4 separate regions of the Homo sapiens genome follow, and all the other regions are linked to region 2. The links are chromatin loops, found by intact Hi-C in ENCODE. Cell type or tissue: heart left ventricle. All regions are shown on one strand.

Region 1 (5,000 bases), 240 kb after region 2:
CATTAAAAAAAAAAAAACCTCTTGGTGACTCCTCATAGTTGACCAAGGCCTTTTTTTTTTTTTTTTGAGATGGGATTTCACCATGTTGCCCAGGCTGGAGTGCAGTGGCTATTCACAGGCATGATCCCACTACTGATCAGCATGGGAGTTTTGACCTGCTTAGTTTCTGACCTGGCCTGGTACACTCTGCCTAGGCAACCTGGTGGTCCCCTGCTCCAGGGAGGTCACCATATTGATGACAAACCTACTGTAGATACCTGATCGGCGTGGTGCACCGTAGCCTAGAACTCCCGGGCTTGAGCAATCCTCTTGCCTCGGCCTCCTAAAGTGTTGGAATTACAGGTGTGAGCCACTGCCCAGCCACCAAGGCCTTCAGCATGTGGCTACCGCCTTCCTATTCTGGCTCCCATCCTGTATCTCCTCCTGCCACACATGGAGCCTGCACCTCAGCCAGCTCTCGTCTCTAATGAGTTTCCCTCTGGTTCCCATTGACGCTGTGTCCTCCATCCACAGTGCCCTTCTGGACTTGGAGAGATCTTCTTCTTCCTTCCCTGACCTCCTGAGACCTTCCCTGAGCCTCTGAGGCCTTTCCTCTCCTTTCCCCAGCATTACTCACTTCCTGCTCTCTGGCCTTTGGCACCTCAGTCAAATCACTGGTAAAGCAGTTAACACATTGTTATTCCAGTTAATCACATGTCTTCCCCACCTCCCCTGCTAATGATGAGTTTGCTGTGGAGAGGACCTTGCCTTACCACCTCTGCATTGCCAGGGCATAGAACAGTGCCAGGCATAGGGCTAAGTCACTCTCTAAATGTCTGTCTAATGATCTTACTTACCAAGCTTGTTCAGTCACTGTTATTTTAAAATGCAGTTGTTAGACTCCTAGTTTTTTTTAAATGTGACTAAAGCTGAGTTGATGTCATTATTGATGATCAACTTCCACACTGAGCTAAGTTTTTGTTTTCATTCATCACACACACATCTTATCTATAAGAGGAGATGGAGGCTTCCTTGAAATTAGTGTTCTTTTTGTAGTTCTATTACAAATTCAGAAAGAGTAGGCCTCCGGAAAATTCTGTGCTTGTTTTCATCTCTAAACAGGAAGTCCAAAGGCAAATAAAAATGAAGACAATCCCAGTTTGCAAACAGTCAAAATTTTTAGCAACTCTCTCACCAAGTACTCTGGGATTTTAGCCCAGTCCTACTAATTTAGAGGAAGGCATTTGCTCGGGCTGACCATGCCTGGTGCAATTGATGGGCCCTTAGTGCGTTGGCAGGCATACTTGCAGCTTGCAGGACTTCTTGAGAAGGGCACTTCACCTCTCTGAGCCTTAATGCCCTCATCTGTAAAATGGAAACATTGATCCTGCAATTATAGGGTAATTTTAAGGGTTAAAGGACAAAAATGCATGGGAGCCCTGCTTTGGGCCTGGCATGTAGTAACCGCTCAACAAATCATAGCTGCAGGCCGGGTGCGGTGGCTCACGCCTGTAATCCCAGCACTTTGGGAGGCCAAGGCTGGCGGATCACGAGGTCAGGAAATCGAGACCATCCTGGCTAACACGGGAAACCCCGTCTCTACTAAAAATACAAAAAATTAGCCGGGCGTAGTGGCGGGCGCCTGTAGTCCCAGCTACTCGCTCCTGAGGCAGAAGAATGGCGTGAACCCGGGAGGCGGAGCTTGCAGTGAGCTGAGATGGCACCACTGCACTCCAGCCTGGGCGACAGAGGGAGACTCCGTCTCAAAAAAAAAAAAAAAAAAATCATAGCTGCTGAGAGATGTTGCCCATTGCCAGCACATAGAAGTGAGCCAGGAAGTTTCTGCTACTTGCAGGCTTAACTCTTGACCAGTCCAGGAAATACTGGTGCTTTACCCTAACACAAGAGACGTTTTAACTGAGATTACCTGAAGTTGGGCAGGTGCAAAGTGGTTAGGAAGTGCCCTCTTGCTTTACAATCCAGTGACCAGGGAAGAGGCTTTTAGTCATTTATGGATGGTTTTCAGGGCTTCTTTTAAGCCCTAAAACTGTGCCATCAATTTTATGTGAAAGTACATTTGACCAGGCAAAGAGTCTTTGGTTTTTATCAATTTCTCAGTGGAGTCTGTGACCCTAAAAATGCTAAGAACCACTAGCCTGGAGTTTTACAGACTGAGACATTTGAATGTAGATTTTGTATCTCATAATGAATGATGGAAACAGTGTCTTACGTTCAGAGTAGAAGTCCATTCTAGCCTGGATCCACTGCCAGCCTGCAGTGTGGCTTTGGACATCCAGATGGAAAAATGAGAGCTCCTTAGTCAAGACTAGAGTGTGAAACAATTTGGCTTTGTTATAGCTCATGTCCTTGGGACAGGCCCTGTTCTGCTGGGAACTCTTAGACCTCACCTTGAACAGGAGCTGGGCTGCCTGTAGGAGGCTGTGGCAGGCTCTGGCTCTGGGAATGATGCTTTTAGGTTGTGTGTGTGTGTGTGTGTGTGTGTGTGTGTGTATGCATGTGTGTGAGACTGGATCTGCATGGATCCTGGGTGGCAGATGTTTGCACCAGCTACCAGGGGTGGGAGGTGCAGTGTGTAATCCAGGAACTTTATAAAAGGGGGATATCCAGTGATCCTCATGTAAATGGAAGACAAACCTTGGCCATATTAAGCTGGGGCTCTAACCACCTCCTGTTAGAGCGGTCCAGCAGGTCCAGGAGGCTCACAGCTCCCACAACAGGCCTGGAGAGGACAAAGATGACCCATCCTGAAGGACCATCTTCCTGGCATGATGTCAGGCTTGGTGGCTCGGGTGCCTTTCCTTCCATCTGGGATGAGATGCTGCAGGGGGCCTTCTCCAGCTGGCCTTGTAGGGTTGGCCAAAATACAGAAACATCTAGCTCTTGACTTCCTCTCTGAGGCTGAAGGAAGCATTGACCAGAAATCGGGTGTGTTCAGACTACCTGACTCTGCCTCATTTCAACACCCCGGCTTTAGTGTGATAGGGTGTCGTCTAGGGGCATTCCTTGTCTGCACAGTGTTTCCAATGGAAATTTCTGTGTTCAGAACCAGGTAGATGCTTCCTTTGACAGGATCTCACTGCTTCTTGTACTTAGAGACCATTCTGCTTCTACTCTGAATTATTCAGCCTGCCCTGCAAGCGAATGGAAGTCCTTTATGTTCCTCGTTGAAGGAGAAAAAGATTATGTCATGAGATTTCAGCTCGAGTTTGTCTTCATGCATATTACATTCAGGTTTTTACAATGAGTGTTTGATTTGCAGTGGAGGAATATTTATTTCCAAATCCTCCAAATGCTTCTGAAGGCAGCCTCCACGCAGATTTTAATTGCTAAACCTACTTATTCTGACTCAGTGTCTGTTTGGTAAAATGTCTGGAGATACAAGAAAGTGGGGAGACAAGTGAGCTGGGCCCAGATGCTCCTCTATGACTAACAGAATGTCCACCCAGAGTGGGGAGATGAGCAGCCCACTGCCATGTCATAGGTGGGTGGGTTTCTCATAGCTCTTATTTAAAGCTGTGCCCTATTGTACTAAAATTACAATTTGTGAATAAGCATTGAATTGGGATTGTTGGGCTGAGCTGACTCACCTCTGGTAACTGGGACTGGGTCTGAGGAATGTCTTCGTGTCACAGTCAACTCAGGCAAGAGGAGAAAGCAGAATATGCCCCAGTGGGGGAACCGGCTCACGGCTTTCCTGATTGTCATTTCTGCAGGTGACCCGAGTCCCTGGGCTTTCTCTCCACTCGCTTGCTCTGTCCCTTAAGAAGGGCCAGCAGGTGGATCTCAATGAGAAATGCTTACTGGGGTTTTGGGCGTTTAGGTCATGTACCCTGCATCCCATCTTGAGGCAGCCCTTGCAGCAGGAGGTGGGGACACACAGACACTTGGAAAGTGGTTTCAGATCCAGATTTGGATGTAACCTAAAACTGTCACCATTCTAAGCAATGGCTTTTAGATCTTGGACAGAGTAGGCAATCTTTCAAAGGTGACTAGGCCACTCTGCCATGCTCTGTGATCCTGGTAGGTGGGAGTAAGCTGCCTTTTGTAAGCCGAAGCTCCTGTGCTCAGTGGCTGGTTGGGGCGGCTCTTGTGAAGTGTTGGTGTGGGGGCCTCCCTTGTGCCATCTGGGTGTTTATGTTGTAGGATGTTAATATGTCATGGGGCTGCTTCCAAGTGGCCCTATTCAGATGTTCCAGTGACAAATGGATTCTGGAGATGAATGTGGGTGAGGGAACTACTAGTATCTTTTTCCGTTAACCAGTTTCATTTGAATTCACTATTGCATGACTTGATCAACATTTTGAAAAACAGAGAATAAAGTTCTGAGGTCACAGATTTTAGGAAGCATAATTTTCTTAGAAATGGAATAGAAAAACCTCAGAACACAGGACCCTGGCAGGAGGATTGGACAGTGGGATGACACAAAAGCTATAACCTAGTGATTCTCAGTGGGGGTGACGTTATCTCTGGGAATATCTGGCAATGGCTGCAGACACTTTCAATTATCATGGCTGAGCGCTCCTGGTATCCAGTGCAGAGAGGCCAGGGATACTGCTAAAGATCCTACAAGAGCCAGGACGGCCCCCACAATAAAGAATTACCTGTCCCCAGATGTTGACAGTGCCACTCTTGAGAAACCCTGTTATAAATGGGCCCCAATGCACCGCAATTACATGTACACATTCTCTTCCTCCTATGAACTGTCTTTTGTATTTTGCATGTAATGCTTACCAAACATTATGGGAGCATCATCTGCATGCCAGGTGCAGTACTGTGGGTAAGCGGGAGGTTAAAAAATGACTGAGACCAGTGAGGAAGACGCGCATCTACACAGCTCTCTCATCTAGTGCATTTAGATTCATGTCTCCCCTTTCCTAGGCGGAAAGCCTCCTGGTAGAAAGTGTATCCTTTAGACTCTCACAGCATCAGCCGCGATGCCTAATGGTAGCCTTTGTTCTCAGCAAATGCCTGTCATACATTCAGGAGTGGGGTCGGAAACA
Region 2 (5,000 bases):
ACACTAAGACGCAAGGCCCCTCCTATATATCTCCTTTTAAGGGCCCTACTCCTTTCTCTAGAGAAATTTTTCTCTGTGACCCTCAGAAGACCTCATACTTTATTTCCTCCTGGGGATTGTCACTGTAGCTCTGGAGCATCCAAAGTGTCAATTTGGAAAGGAAAGTGGGCCAAAGAGAGCTGCTCGGAGGAGACCAAGCATCTTGCAGTGTTAACAATTGTTTTCTGCGAGAAATTGTCCTCCAAACTACACACACACACACACACACACACACACACACACACACACACACACATATCCCTGAGGTTCAGCAGGGATCAGTGGAAAACAACTTAGAGGAAGTACAGCTGTTCCCTCTGAGGAGCGCTCGTTGGGGAAGCCAGGCCTAGGAAGAGGGGGTGTTCCTGGGCGGTGGCCTGCAGCCTTCCTTTCACTGAGGCATCCGAGCCCAAGGAGCTGCAGTCTCCCCTTGGGAATATGACATAACCATAGGAGGAAAGGGCCTTGAAAAAACAGACCGGTGTCCACATGTCCTTCGGCACAGGAAGCCCTGTCCCATCCTGTATGCGGGAACTCCAAGATCTGCCAACGCTCTAGCATCACCTCGTCTCCTGCCAGACAAATACCCCAAAGCCAGCGATCTGATAGGATGTGTTTATATTTACACGGTACATTTTAAAGCAATGGCTACATTGGTCATACATATTAGAAACCATAAAAAAAAGTTAAGAACTAAAATGTACATCATACACTTGTATATATATTTTTTACACAGAGGTAAAAAGGCTTATTATAAAAAAATCAATACAACAGGGTTTTTAGTATACAGGTAAAGAATGAATTATGCTTCAGGCACTTTAATTTGTTAATGTGAGCAAATAGCTTGGGGGGTCGGGGAGGCTTCTGGACAGAAAATCTTTTGGTTAATGTTTTGTTACCACAGATACAAAAATAAAATCTGAATAATTTCTCTCAAATGATTGACGTCAGTATGGCAAAGCTGACTGGGAAAATACTACACACTGTTCAGCTGCAGTGTGGCAATTAGAGACGTATTTACATAAATGTCCCCATGGCTGTCTTTGTGCCCTTAACCGATGCCTTCACAAACCAAAAAGTATACGTGGAGTAAGATCTGCTAGCGTAACTCTTAAAAGGGTGGAAAAGGACAAGGGGTGAAAGAAGAGAGAAACAGGTAACAACTAAATAGAGGTGACAAACAAAAAACAGCTGGGATATGTGCGTTCTTATTGAAATAAATAGGGGCACTTGAACTGAGGTCTAAGGAAACGAACATTAGTGTTGTGCTTTGTAGAGAAGAGACCCTAGAGAAAGACCCCAAGGAAGTGCCTCCGGGTCGGGGGAAGGTGGTCTCTCGACAGCACTGGAGGCTGGCTGAAGGTTTTCTAGATGTTCTCCAGGCATGGATGAGGTTCTCTTTTCTTCCATCAATCCAGATGGACAGCTCTCTGCTCCTTTTCCAAACTGGAAAGCCTAAACCAGTTACTCCAATGAATGAAGACGTCTACTAACTGACTCATAAGCACACTGGGTATTTACACCGGTAATCTACTAAAGAAAATCGATGAGCTTGTGGACGAGCTGGAAACAGCCCCATGAAGGTGAGCACAGCTAGCACTTTCCCAATATGATTGGCAGACTGGAAAAAAGTCCCTTTCCTTGAAGACTGGTGTCCTGTGTGCAATAAAGAAGGAGTGGGGAAAGGGAGTGGGGAGCAGGCCATGTCTTCTGCTGGCCGCTACCACAGAAAGATCGTGGCGGGAAGAACAGCCGGCGTCCGCAAGCCTGTCCCCGGTGGTCTCCACGAGGTTCTGATTGTACTATGCTAGGTATAGGTAACCACTCTTCACTTTTCTTCTTTCTTCAATAAGAAGATTTGGCTAATCCTTGCAACGTATTAGAAAAATACTCTTTTCCAGCTAATTAGAAGCCTCCTCCGTGGCAAGGCGACAGGCAGAACCAGTTGGCTGACCTAACCACCTGTGCACCCAAAGTGGCGAGTCTGGGTTTGGAGTTGCAGGAGAAAGACACTTAGGCATTGGAAGGGTTTTTACATATGGCCTTGTTTTTTCCCCAAGTATAAATGAGGAATTTGGTGATGTGAAATTGAGTCCAAAATGAAACGAAAACATAAACCCATGAAGAAAATGCAACCCACCACTCTTCAAATTTATGACATTTAAAAATCCCCTCTCCCCATTAATATAAAATAGCCAGGGGTTGGGGGGAAGAAGCTCCCTATGGTTTTATTCACCATAACCTTAGTGTTTCTCAACTGGAACTTGTTCGTGGGAACACTGATTTGTGTTTGAGGAAACTATTTGGTTTGCAAAACAACAAGCAAAATTTCTTACTTCACTAGTATCCTATTCTAATATTGCTAAATTTTTAGAAGTGGTGGCAACACAATTTAAAAAATGTTCTACTTTAGGGGTAATGGGGAGGCTCATAGAAACCTGAAATCCCCATTCTAGCCCTGGTCCAAGAGGATGCAATGCAGTTGAAGGAATTTTCCTGATTCTCACAAGTTAATCTGAAGTTAAGGCTCAATTCTCAGTCTATTACGGGTGAATGTTTTGCATCAGTGAATCATTTCAACAGATTTTGGGGGGGCAGAAAATGATGATGGGCTAAAGATAGAAACTGCAGCTTACATGGGAAATTTGGCTTTAGAAAAGTTAAAGCGATATTGTTTTGTGGTACAAGTTTGTTAACTAGCTCACCTCCTATACATAATAACTGACTGCAGGCTGAGATACTTCTGTCGGGTTTCATCATTCTCACATCCCATTTCCGCTGAACCAGATGCTTGCTAGCGACAGGCAAGGTGAACCAAGAGAAAGAGAGTCTTCGACGCTCTTGGAAAAATCAACTACAAAACCCACCGAAAATCAGCAGTTCCAATTGCAGACTCCTTTGAACTGGAAGAGGCGGGGGAGGAGGAAACAGGAAATCAACACATGGATGAGACAGTTAGCTTGGTTACAGATTGTTAATAGTACAGGAGTCTGTGGCGAAGGTTCCTTCCTCAGAACACTGTGCGAGCGTGTGTGTATGGATGTGGCTGCTGCAGTGTGGGCGGCAGGGGGAGTGGAGAGTCTACCCGGCAGCGTCCCTGGCTGGAATGGTGCCTCGAGGTACCAGGGAGCTGGGAGGCCGCTTGCCCTCCTCGCTCCTTGGAGTGGAAGGGAGCGGGGGAGAAGATGAGAGTATGTAAGAGACGAGTTCCCCTGTGGCTGCGGATGGAGGGAGAAGGGAGGGAAACTGAGTCACGCGGCCGCTTTGTGCTTCCCGCCACAGCACCTGCACATCACTCCGCAGTGGTAGCAGGCCCGAAGGGGCAGGTAACAGCACATACAGGGGGCCAGGAAAGACAAGGCAATAAGAGCCATCCACCGGAGGCAAAACTTCTCGTCGCTAGTATCGCACGAGCAAGGGTCTGTATAGTCTCCCTCGGGGTCCGACATACAGTGATAGAGCATGCTGTCCGCGCACCACATGCAGCTCACCCGGCGGATGCAAGTTCTCACGGAGTCGGGCGCGTCCTGGCAGTGGCCCCGGCGGTTCTCCTCGTGGTTGAACATGTCCCTGCAGTACACGCACCGCGAGCGCTCTCCGTCCTCCTTCCGCCGCCGCGACTTGCCCCGGGAGGGCTGCGTCTTGATCACGCTGCCCCCGCGGCCTTTGGGGTCCTCGCCTAGGCCAAAGTCTGAGGAGTCCACGTAGGGGTAGTTGTAGTCATGCTTGGGGACCTCGCCCTTGGCGAAGCGCACGTAGGAGGAGTCCGCGTCCTCCGAGGGGTCCGGGTACTTGCCCCTGACGGGTGCGTGCCGGTAATCCTCGTACCCCGTCATCCAGATCTTCTCCCGGGGGTTGATGCGCACGATCTCCTCGTCGTCGTCCGGGAAGCTCACCTGGCGGTAGGGCCTTGGCATCGGCTGTCCCGTAGGAGAGGAGACATTATTTTACAGCAGCGGCCAAAAAACAAACAAACAAAAAAACACCCCACCTTCTCCCTCCCTAGCCGTCCAAAATGCACCTTTCTCGATAACTCCATCACGATGCTCCGTGAAGAAACAGACCCTTCCTGAAATTACTGAATATCCTGTCGCCCAGTCAGAGATGTATTTCAAATAGAGTCTCAATCCATTAATGGGCCAGGAAATCAATTTCGTGGGTTGAGACCGGCAGTATTTTCCCTTTCTGGTGACGCACTGCCATACAGGCAGGGGAGTGTGCACATGGCAAGGGCACAGTGTGATGCGTTCTCAGGAGCATGGCACACTCAGATCAAGAGGCAGAACAGGACCTGTGCCCCAGAGTATCTTCCGCCTCCCTCAGGGATCTCCTAGCCCCAGTGTGAGGGCTACACTCACTTCTAAAGGCCTGCATTAGTTTTGCCTATTTTTGTATGGTATGTTCTCTTTTGTAAGGCTGGCTTTTTAAAAATTGAAATAGAATAAGGACACTGGAGTGCAATACATGTGAGAAGGTAAGTCCTGTTTTACGAAACTTCATTATCCATATGTGCACAATATGTCCACAAAGGATCACAATAGGAGATGCATTTCTCCCTGTGGGTGTCTCCTTCAAGAGACAGGGGACACTAGGAAACAGTAGCTCACCATGTCATCTGGTGAGATGCGGACAGGAGAAGGATAGAGTGAAGGCTCCGGAAACTGAAGTTTCACTCCTGCCAGGATCTCACAAATAGTGAGTGGCCAGACCAAGAGCCACACCCTCTAGAAACCTGCAAATCTAAGCTGCATTCTCCCTCAGGGTGGAAGAGGCTTTTCTCTGCAGTTAGTCCTGCTACAGGCTGCAACCCTGCCTTGTCCAGAGCAGCAGACACTGAATAAATATTTATTAATTACATGCATATAACCCTGGCTCACCCAGGGCCTCTCAGTGGAGGCAGAGAACTGAGACTTCTTGCTTTCGAAGTCCTTTGGGCATGAAGGTTTTTCAGGGGTTGAGGA
Region 3 (5,000 bases), 54 kb after region 2:
TGATTATCATTGTCCAATTTCAATGGTCAGTATACCCTCTGTGTACTGTAACCAAAGCTAACAGAATATGGTGCTCTGGAAAGAATGTGGACAGGACCTGAGCGAGTCCCAACTATACAAATCACAGAAAAACAAGACACAGAAAGTGTCACTAAATCAAGAACTTTAAAATAAATGTTTTTTTTATCCCTGACTATAATCATTTACCATAGGCCTCAAGGAAAAAAAAAATGCTACCATGAAACCTAATGTTTCCGTGAAAGCACAGGAAATTAGTTATTCTGTCTTTAAAATAAAACAAAATTAATGTATATTTTTCTAATGAATTTGATAAAGTGAACCCTAAGTTGAGTGTGGCATTCACCAAAACTATAAGAAAAAACCCCGTTTACTATAAGATGGCAAAATATGGGTCTTAGTTCAAGCTAACACTTTTAAAGTAGCCTTTCTTTCACAACTTAAAAAAATGTTGTTAATAAAAAATGGCCCTCACTTTGAATCTGAAGTATTTTTTAATGTCACCAAGTGCTATTATTAAATGTGTACTATATATGCATGTATACACACATAAAAATAAGCACTACAGATGTGGGCATGAAAATTCTTAGCAAAACCCCCACATATTTCAAATACTGTTCTTCTTCATTATTGTCCTCTACCATAATTAGCACGTTACAGCATAACAGGTGGCTTTCATTTATAGAATGCAAAATTAATGAAATTTAGAGATGGTCTTGTCTCCAAAAACAAATTGGCCATTCTATAAAAAGTACACCCCTTAATCTACAAAACAAACAGAAACAAACTCCCTTCATGCTGGTTTTCCAAATTATAGGAATTTCTGAATGTAGTTAAGTAAATTGAATGCATTTACTGACAGCTTAAAATTCATACACTTCAAGGAAAACAAGTCATTATTATGGATTTTATAAGAAAGGGGAAGAGAAACAAAGATTGCCGATTTTTCCAGCTTGGTAACCCCAGATCTGTTTAATGCTCTCTGAGTGATAACAGGATTTACTGCTATACACTGGGCTGCTCCACAAATGCTAAATCTTAGGCAAATTTGTGGGCAGTTGTGTTATAGGTCCTGACCTAGCCATTCTGGACAGACAGACCAGGAAAGCATAAATAGTACTGCTATAAACTAACTATAGCATCTGTCCCTAACAAGCAAGACTCACAAAGTATTTTTTTAAAATATGAGGAGACACTGAATAGACTGTCAACACACATAGGAATGTTTAATACACTCAAATAAATAAGATATGTGCTTTAACTAGTCAGACATTGTTTAAATTTAGTGGGTGAAGAAAGAGAGAGGGTCAGACAGGCAGACACAGCCTCCCAATTATGCAGAATGATCCTTCAGATCATGTGAACGCTATAATTAAATGTTGCTACCAAATCCCCACTACCCTTTCTCCCACCTAGAAAAAGTTAATGCATGAATTCAGTATGAGCAAATTGTGATTTATAAAAACAAACAAACAAACAAACAAACAAAACCCACCCTATTCACTCCGTAGGGGAATAAAGCTTTCTTGCATTAAGTCACGCATCATGGGGGTAGGAAAAAAGCACAGTACTGAAAGAAATCCAACGTAACACAATAGTAATTGTTAGACCACCTCCTTCAGCTCACCTCTGCTTATTCATTTGTTTTAAAGCTCTACACTACCCACCCAAGAGGTATACCATCTCTGCAAGCTGTTTCCTAGGCAGCATCTTTTAGATTCAGGACTTAATAATAAAAAACAACAACAACAACAACAAAACATTTCTATCAGAATATCTAAGGAGAAATTTGTTTTCAGAAAGAGGCATGAGAGGCTAAGAGCTCTGTGTCTATCAACAGACCAGAGGTTACCTATCTGTCCTTGCACGTGGGCACACACAAATACAAACACATACACACTGTGGTCCTCTACAACTAGGATAAATTTTCTCCTTTAAAAAAATGCTAAAAGCAGGCACCAGAAAGGTTAAGAATAAGAGAACAATGAAAAAATAAAGTTCATGTAAACAGTAAGCACGTACCTGCCAGGCGATGCCATTTCCTCTACATTGTGGAGCCCGAGTGCTGGGTATTAGCATTATTGCTACTATAAAGCTTCCGATAAAAATGGATCGTCTCTTGCTGACCTGAGAACCAGCTGGCTGCCTGAGAAGTGGTTTCCCCCATATATGATTCAGTCTCCTTGACAAATATACTGCATTGTACCGGATGAGTCATCCGAGGGTTAGTCCGCATTTTATAGGCCTGTTGTGTCATTACTCACATTCAACATCCTGCTTCTCAAAAGTGGAAACTGGAAGCCTGACAGCTGACAGATGCGTTTTCCAATTAAAATATTGTTTTAAAAATTCCTGTAAGTTATGATTACCAATCATTGATGAAAGGATGAAATGCCCAGGAAGCAAATGGCACAGTTCAATACCTGAGATTACATTCTGGAGAACCACAAGTGCAAATTCTTCACCTGCCCCCAGCCCCAAACCAAAGAATTTCGTCCAAAGTTGAGAGCAAGGATCCCTCTCTTTAAAGTTATCAGCTGAATTCGTGTAGGCATGGACTTGTTGATTCTTGTGCTGTGAGGTTACCCAGCTGCAGAAGCTATGTAAAAAGTATACATCAAAATTTTGGTCCTGGATTAATTTTATAGGTGGGATAGTGGCATTGTGTTTATAAAATGTCTACTTTTTTAGAGAGGCATGTTGAAGTATGTTAGGGGTAAAATGATATGATATCTGGGGTTTGTTGTGAATATTTTAGCAAAAAATAAATAAGGGACGGGGTAAAGAAATGTGGCAAAATCTTGATAAATGGTTGCATCTGTGTAGTGCGTATATGCAGGCTGACTGTATTTCTCTTTTTTGAAGTATCTTTGAAAATTTTCATAATAAAATGTTTTTAAAAATTAAAAAAAATTTTTTTTTCAGTCCCTGCAATCTAATTTATACCTAAACAAGGCACTTTTCTAGTTAGGTATAGAGCTACCACACATGTGAGTGTGGGAGCTGAACTTGAAGTTGTTTCTGCCTTCCAGCTGGGAGGTATGATACATGTATCCTGCGGCTGTTGTGAGTGTTGCATCAACCTCCTGAACAAACGCCTAGTGCCTTCTCCTCCCAGGGCGATCTGGTGATTGTTTCCTTATGCATTCTCTGAGGACACAAGCCCTGGCTTCATGGCTCAGTGTTAACGTTATGAAGGAGAGGTGACTATACCCAGCTTCCTTACAAGGTTTTGGAAATGCTCCATGAGAGGTTATGTAAGTCACATCCATAGTCTCTTAAACCAGCAGGCCCTTTGGTAATGTGGCACAGGGTTTGCTTGACTCACTTAATGTTCAAATTGGGTGTCTTAAACCATCTGGAGGAGGAAGAGCTTTGATTTAGTGGCTGACAAAAAAAAAATCCAGATATGGAAGCTCCAATGTATGTGAAATAAAACCACTGTTGAAACTGGCTGTCACTTTAAAAACTATCCATATTGATGCGCTGTGAAAACATGACAAGTCACCACAGGAAACAAAATAGAGGGGTCACTAAAGCCCAGAGCTCCTGCATGGCCCCCTTAGTCCTGAAACTTAAAAATGGAAGCATGTTTCAGGCTGAGGTTCACACCTCAGCAAACAGCTGACTCTAATTCTTAAAGGACCCTGTCTAATAGGACTTCAAACTGGCTCCAAATGGTTGGGACAGTCCCATCCAACATCAAATTACAACCTCACTAATCCAGACTGATTAGGATTGTGCATGGGCCTCAACTGAAGACTTCCTTGGCTTTGACAATTCTTTCCTCCTCACGAGGACTGCAGGCTGCAGCCTTATCAAAATGTTTCCTTGAAATTTTATAACTTTTCACACACTTGAAAAGCATAATTTACCTTAATGCAGCAGGTAGAAATGGGGGAAATTAATAAACTTGTAGTCTAATTTGAGTTTCTATAGTATTTTGGAGAAATAAGTTCACAGTTCATTGAAGAATTTTATAATTCAGATTTCAGTAATGAAAAATACAAAAATAATAGCAATAATAATGTGTGCACACATGCACAAACAATGAGAATAAGGCAAAGATAGTAAAATGGTAACAAATGGGGAAATGAGAATAGGGGAGTCCTTCATACTGTTCTTGCAACATTTCTGTAATTATGAACTGTTTCAAAATAAACTTAAACATTCACAAACACACAGGAATGAATATATATAACCCCTATTCCTAAAAAAATTAAAAAAGAGATTATTGGGTGCAGTGGCTCATGCCCGTAATCCCAACACTTTGGGAGGCTGAGGTGGGAGGACTGCTTGAGGCTGGAGACCAGCCTGGGCAACAAAGTGAGACCCTGTCTCTACAAAAAATACAAAAAGTAGCTGGGCATGGTGGTGCATGCCTGTGGTCCCAGCTACACAGAAAGCTGAGGCAGGAGGATAGCCTGAACCTGGGAGGCTGAAGCTGCAGTAAGCTATGTTTGCACCACCGCACTCCAGCCTGGGTGATGGAGCAAAAGACCATGTCTCAAAAAAAAATGATTTTTTAAGTATTTAATAATCACCACAGTTACTGTTGCTGACATGCCCACCCATTTGAAAAATATTGGACCATAAAGAAATTTACCAAAGTGTTAACACTGGGAAATGCCTCTGGGTTTGGGTTTCTCAAAGGATATTCCTTATAAACATTTTTATAAGGGGAGACACATACATACACATACACACACACACACATACACACACACATGCACACATTTTGGGAAAACATCATACTATATCCCTGAGAATATTGTTCAAGTTTTTCTAGGCTTGCATTTTCCAAATTTATTTGACCACAGAATCCCCACCCCCAACCCCCACTACCATCCCAATAAGCCTGAAGAAAGAACTTTGGTGGTGATAGCATATGCGATACTTTTCCCCTGATCTTTTACTTTTACTCTAAGTTTTCTTCAGAACACATTTTACTCATTATAACAACAAAGGCATCAAAACATGGT
Region 4 (5,000 bases), 70 kb after region 2:
TCCTCCACCCACCCCAGCTGGGTGTTGCTTTCCAGCTGCCCTGGCTGCTCTGTCCGTGGCACTATACAAGGAGGTTGAGTGCTTCTTACACACCCAACTCTAAAGTCCTTGCTGAGGATACCAACCTGAGGGTCCTTCCCTTGACCTGCACTCACATATTCAGGTTTGAATTCTGTATATCATAAGGTATAGAGAAACCTGGTGTGCAAGTCAACCTAAGTCAAAAGTCACGTTTTGGACTCTACTCCTTGGATGCAGAGAACCTTCTCTGTTACTGGTCCCATTTGTAGCTATGCAAGCCCCAAAGACAAGGTCGACTCAGGTGCCAGTATCACTTAATACCGTAGGTGTAAATAAGACTAATTTTTTCTCTCTAGACTCAACCTTATAGATCTTAGTCAAGGCTGCGTACTCATCCCCAAACCCCTGTCATTAAAGCTTTTGCCCCAGGAGACTCTACTGGCGTTCCAGAGACGCTGTCAGAAGTCAAAAGCTGTCTGGAACCTTTCTTATGGAACTGCCTTCGAGGCTAGTCAATCATGAATGAGTCAGCCATTAAAAAAAATTCCATCCTTACTGTTAGTTAAACACCATTTTTAAAATTTCAGTGGCTCAAAGCTTGTTCTGGACTTATTTACCAAACTTAGCTCTAATAAACTTAAAAATCTACCTTTACAAGATAAATACTTACTAGTGCCAAGTATGGCCCCCACTTTCTCTCTTTTTTTCTTCTGAAAAGAGTTCCACAAAGGCTTCTGAAAATGTTTCCAGTAAATGGCTGTGAGATCAAGTTGAGAGAGGAGTCTCCTGAGGTGAGGTCATGGCTTTGAAAGATATAACATTCAAATACAGACGTATGTGTTCAGATGCAAAGGTACATGCTCTGAAGTGTTTGCCTTAAAACAACAAAAAATTCAAGCCACGATTATATCTTCTATTACATGTTATATAGATTATGCTCCATCAAAGAGCATTAAATGGCATTAATGATATTAATGACATTGACATGCCAAGTACACTTTGCCTTTATGTGTCCTCTTTAATTCTCATTGCAGTTCTCTGAGGAAGGCGCTCTTAGGATCCCCATTTTAGAACTGGGGAAACTGCTGCCCAGAGAAGGAGTAGCCCAACCTATGAAGCCATTGAGAGGTCAAACCAAATAGGCAGCCTGACTCCAGACACATGGCTCTTTCTTACCCCTTTGCTCATTTCCAAACCTCACCAAGTTAGCCCAGCAAAGCTCAGAGGCGCTCAGTGCTCCTCAACTCGTAGCTCAGCTGGTTTGGCAACCCAGAATTTAACCCTCCCTTGGTGTTGTGTCCCAGCCTGCACCAGCAGATGTCTTGATAATAGACAAATGCTCATGCAGAATGGAACGGTAACATACATGGGCTGGTCTAGGCAGTGCAGAATGACACCTTAACAGTTAAACACTCGGCAGCTCTAAAGCAGCATGGCCCAAGTTGTGTTCCCTGCCCACCAATTTCTAGCTTGGTCAACTTATTTCATCTCTCTAACCTGCAGTTTCTCTATCTGCAAAACAGGGAAACAAGAGTATCTCCTCTGGGGCATCTTGGGGTTTGTTATGCTAGTTAGCTGCACATAGCAAAAGGCACTTTGCATAGTACCTTCATACAGCAAGCCCTTAATACATGTTGACACCTATGGCAATTATTCCAGCAAAGGTTCAGTACATGACAGACAGCAGGGTGGGCAAAATGTGGCAAAAGCAGGGAGGTGCCTCGGTGCAGGGCCGCTCCACTGGCTGATGACAGAAGCCCTCAGCCCCGGTCCCTGAGCAGAGAGATCTCACCGTGTAATATCCTCTAGCAAATGGGAACTGTGCAATTCAACAGGTTCTGCCTGGACCTCTGAAGTCAACATGAGACTCCTCCTTGCAACAGGGAATTACTTGGGGGCTTTCAGACACCAGTGGAATTCCCCCCACCACACACACCTTTTTCCTAAAATGCCAGCTTGACATTAGGAGGTTGGTTGTGGGTCTGCACTTCTGTACTTCTCAAAGCAGGAGTTTCCTTGGTTTCACATCCACCTTGTGTTTTCCCAATATATGTCTGCGCTTGAGTAACCACTCCAAAGGGAGAAGGGAGGGGGAACTGGTCTAAAAGAGTGGCTTCCCAGTCTTTGCTGGGTGGTTTCTGAGATGGTCCTGCAGAGGAAGGGTTAAAAGGCAGCTACTGGAGCAGCCTGACCTGTGGGCAAAAGAACAATTTAAACAAGAAAATAAAATAAAACAATAGCCCCTCTGGACACCATCACCTCCACAGGTCCCATGTGGGACAGAAGGGAAGAGTTCTGCATTTAAAAAAAGATTTCCAGGAAGAAGGCTGGTCCAGGAAGAAGGCTACGAAGAAGAAGAAGAAAAAAAAGCCAGGGGGGGTGCTTTGGAAAGGATTTTTAGAAATTCTTGCTGCTGCTTATTAAATTATTAACTTTTTGCCTGGAAGCAGGCTGTCCCACACACTACCCTAGGCAGTCTAGGGTTAGGGCTGGGTAACCCCCCCTCAGCCAGACCACTAAGGAGAGGAGCCTCTGGGAATGTACTGGTTTCAAAGCCACAACTGGCAGCTGAACTCACAGCACAGACTAGCGGTACTGTCCCATAGAAATGGAAACTGAGCCACATACACAGTTTAAAATTTTCTAGTAGTCACATTTAAAGAGTAATTAAAAAGCAGGTGTCATTAATTATAACATAGTTGACACAAACCAAGATATCTAAAATATTTGTTTCCACAGTAACCAAAATAAAATAATCATTAATGAGATACTTCACATTCTTTTTTTTCTTTTTGTAATAAGGCTTCAAAATCCAATGTGTATTTTGCACTTTTAGTCAGTTCGTACAAGCCTCATTTCCAGGTTCAACAGCCCAGGTGGCAAGGACTACATACTTGACAGTGTGGGTCTAGAAGCCACGGTGTGGCGCAGTAATTCTCAGTGGAGTCACCTGGATCTCTAAGGGGGAGGGGTGCTGCCTTGCGGTGGTGTGTTTGAAAAATGTGGCATCCCAGCCCCACCTCGGAAGGCCTCAGTAAAAGGCAGCTGGCCTTTCTCCAAGTTCCGCTGCGGCACAAGCCGCCACCCACGCAGCCCGGTCACCACCGCCTCTCTGCAAGAGTCATACAAGAAGGCTTACGTTTTAAAAATACCACCGGCATGCTAGCTTGGCGTCTGTAAGCACAAAAAGTAGGAGAGCAAGGAAGGGCTCCAGAGGCAGGTGGACCGGGCCGATGAGTAAAGCGCCCACGCCTGCTTAACCATACTTGTCTATCAGGTCTGAACTCGGCCCAAGCTTCAACAGAGCTTTTCCCTCTTGCTCTGTGCTGTCATGAGCACCAAGTTCACTCTAGTTCCCTTGTCTGTGAGGCCGGGGCCCTGTTTCTAGTTGGAAGATGCTGTAAGAACAAGTGATGGTCCAATGAGGGGTATTTTGAGCTCTTCAAAGGAGCAGAATTTCTTTAGCTAATATCCCCTGTGGTATTCAACAGGGAATTTAAAATATCCTCAGATAGGGCCCTCTTCAGCTATTACTTTATGTCCTTAGAACTCTGGCCAGAAAGAAGCTACCTTTCACATGGAGGAGGGAGGCTGAGTGCCCATCAAAACCCACCAAAGGCCGCTCCCCACCGTTACGTGGGTTCCCTATGTTCTGAGATAAGGCTTTCTGGTTTGGCCCTACTTGCTGTGGTGCCTAATCGAAATCTCCCTAAGGAGAAGTCTGACACACGAGTATGGAAAAGTTCTCTTATCATTTGGAGAATATAATTTAGGGCTGGGTAGATAAACATGTACAGGAAATACTTCTATAGAGGTCTTGATCCTCTGAAGATTAATAACCCATGGAACTGGAGCCCAGCCTCAAACTCAGAGGAAATAGGCAAGTTATAAAAACAGGAAGAACGGGAAGTTTATTTTTGGATGAATATTTGTTCTAGTGAAGCTCTCGATACTGACAAAAACCTTGATCTGCAGGTCATTTGCTGTAGCTGAGCAGCTGCAGTGCATGTTTCTACAAGCTGTCCCACCAGAGATTTCCGGGTCTTTCTGGAAAGAGCCTTGCCCCACTCCTGCAAAACATCTGCCTCGCTGCCACTGGCTGAGGGACTTCTTTCTCCTGCATTCTTGATGTGCAGGATCTGCTCAGCTAGAAGCCTCAGCCACCTGCAACGGCCGCTCTCGGCCTCCTTCCCAGTGCCCAGAGCCGGCCTATCTCCACCAGGTGTGGGAACTGCAGCTCTCGGTGTCTATCCCAGCGTGGTGTTATCAGCCTCCCTCGGTGGACTGCTGGCCTCCCTGGTCTCACAGCCTCCAGTGCCCCTTTCTCCCAACCCTGTCAGCATACTTTCCATGGCTCCCTACTGCTTATGGAATAAAGTCAGATGTTCCCAAGCTTGACGGGCAAAGCTCTTCACAATCCAGCCAAATCTACTTTTACAGTCCCATCTCCATAGGCAGGACCAGCTGCATGATTTGCAGGGCCTGGTACAAAATGAAAATAATTTGTTATTTATTAACTAAATAATAATTAGTTCAAAACTTAGTAAGAATTTCAAGGCAGCAACAGCAGAGCATTAAACCAAGTGTGGGGCCCTTCTGAGAGCAAGCCGGTGTGGTAGCATAGGGTGCAGGCCCGTGAGGCCAGCCCCTTCCCCACACCTCCCTTAGACCGACCCCAGAAGGCAGATGCTACCCCCACGGAGAAAAGCCCTCCTTACCTCTTCCTCACTCCAGTGAAACTCATCCTTTCCCTCAAGGAAGACTTCAAGACAAGAAGATCGGTTTCCACCCTGTCAGGTCCCCATTCAGAGGCACTCTCTGGCCTTGATTTACAGTATGCTTATTCATTTGCCTGTCTCTCATGCACACCTCGATTCACCAAGAGTTCCAGGCTCCTTGTTCATTGCCTGTTCATTTCTGTGCCCTCCTCTCCACCTGTTCAGAACAAAACTTGACACACAGTAGATCTGCTATAAATT

The links. Peaks named below come from ENCODE experiments on the same cell type or tissue, not always from the same donor. Only the 100,000 strongest peaks of a DNase experiment are listed, where the experiment ranks them.
Region 1: it touches region 2 in a loop (3-fold over the local background); 6 of 110 quality-filtered maps call a loop at or near these places.
Region 3: it touches region 2 in a loop (2.7-fold over the local background); 17 of 110 quality-filtered maps call a loop at or near these places.
Region 4: a loop joins it to region 2, with 3.0 times the contacts of the local background. A loop is called at or near these places in 17 of 110 quality-filtered maps.

What each region holds. Positions count from the first base shown.
Region 1 is chr2:65,545,336-65,550,335 of GRCh38, forward strand. It overlaps the pseudogene RN7SL635P. Among named protein-coding and RNA genes, the nearest start is that of LINC03050, 55 kb to the right of the region's middle. In heart left ventricle, no CTCF peak of the experiment used is centred here; no DNase peak of the experiment used is centred here; H3K27ac peaks cover 1,418 bases.
Region 2 is chr2:65,310,211-65,315,210 of GRCh38, forward strand. SPRED2 (sprouty related EVH1 domain containing 2) reads right to left here. Exons shown (of 6, transcript NM_181784.3): 6 at 641-3,959. The coding sequence ends at 3,291. Among named protein-coding and RNA genes, the nearest start is that of ACTR2, 85 kb to the left of the region's middle. In heart left ventricle, a CTCF peak has its summit at 3,099; DNase peaks (open chromatin) are centred at 401, 3,191 and 3,631; H3K4me3 peaks cover 199 bases; H3K27ac peaks cover 2,324 bases.
Region 3 is chr2:65,364,550-65,369,549 of GRCh38, forward strand. All of the region lies in intron 1 of SPRED2 (sprouty related EVH1 domain containing 2), which reads right to left. Among named protein-coding and RNA genes, the nearest start is that of SPRED2, 66 kb to the right of the region's middle. In heart left ventricle, no CTCF peak of the experiment used is centred here; no DNase peak of the experiment used is centred here; H3K27ac peaks cover 440 bases.
Region 4 is chr2:65,379,935-65,384,934 of GRCh38, forward strand. The region is part of intron 1 of SPRED2 (sprouty related EVH1 domain containing 2); the gene reads right to left. Among named protein-coding and RNA genes, the nearest start is that of SPRED2, 50 kb to the right of the region's middle. RefSeq lists enhancers at 3,065-3,194, 3,405-3,454. In heart left ventricle, a CTCF peak has its summit at 2,907; DNase peaks (open chromatin) are centred at 3,087 and 4,190; H3K4me3 peaks cover 1,560 bases; H3K27ac peaks cover 1,855 bases.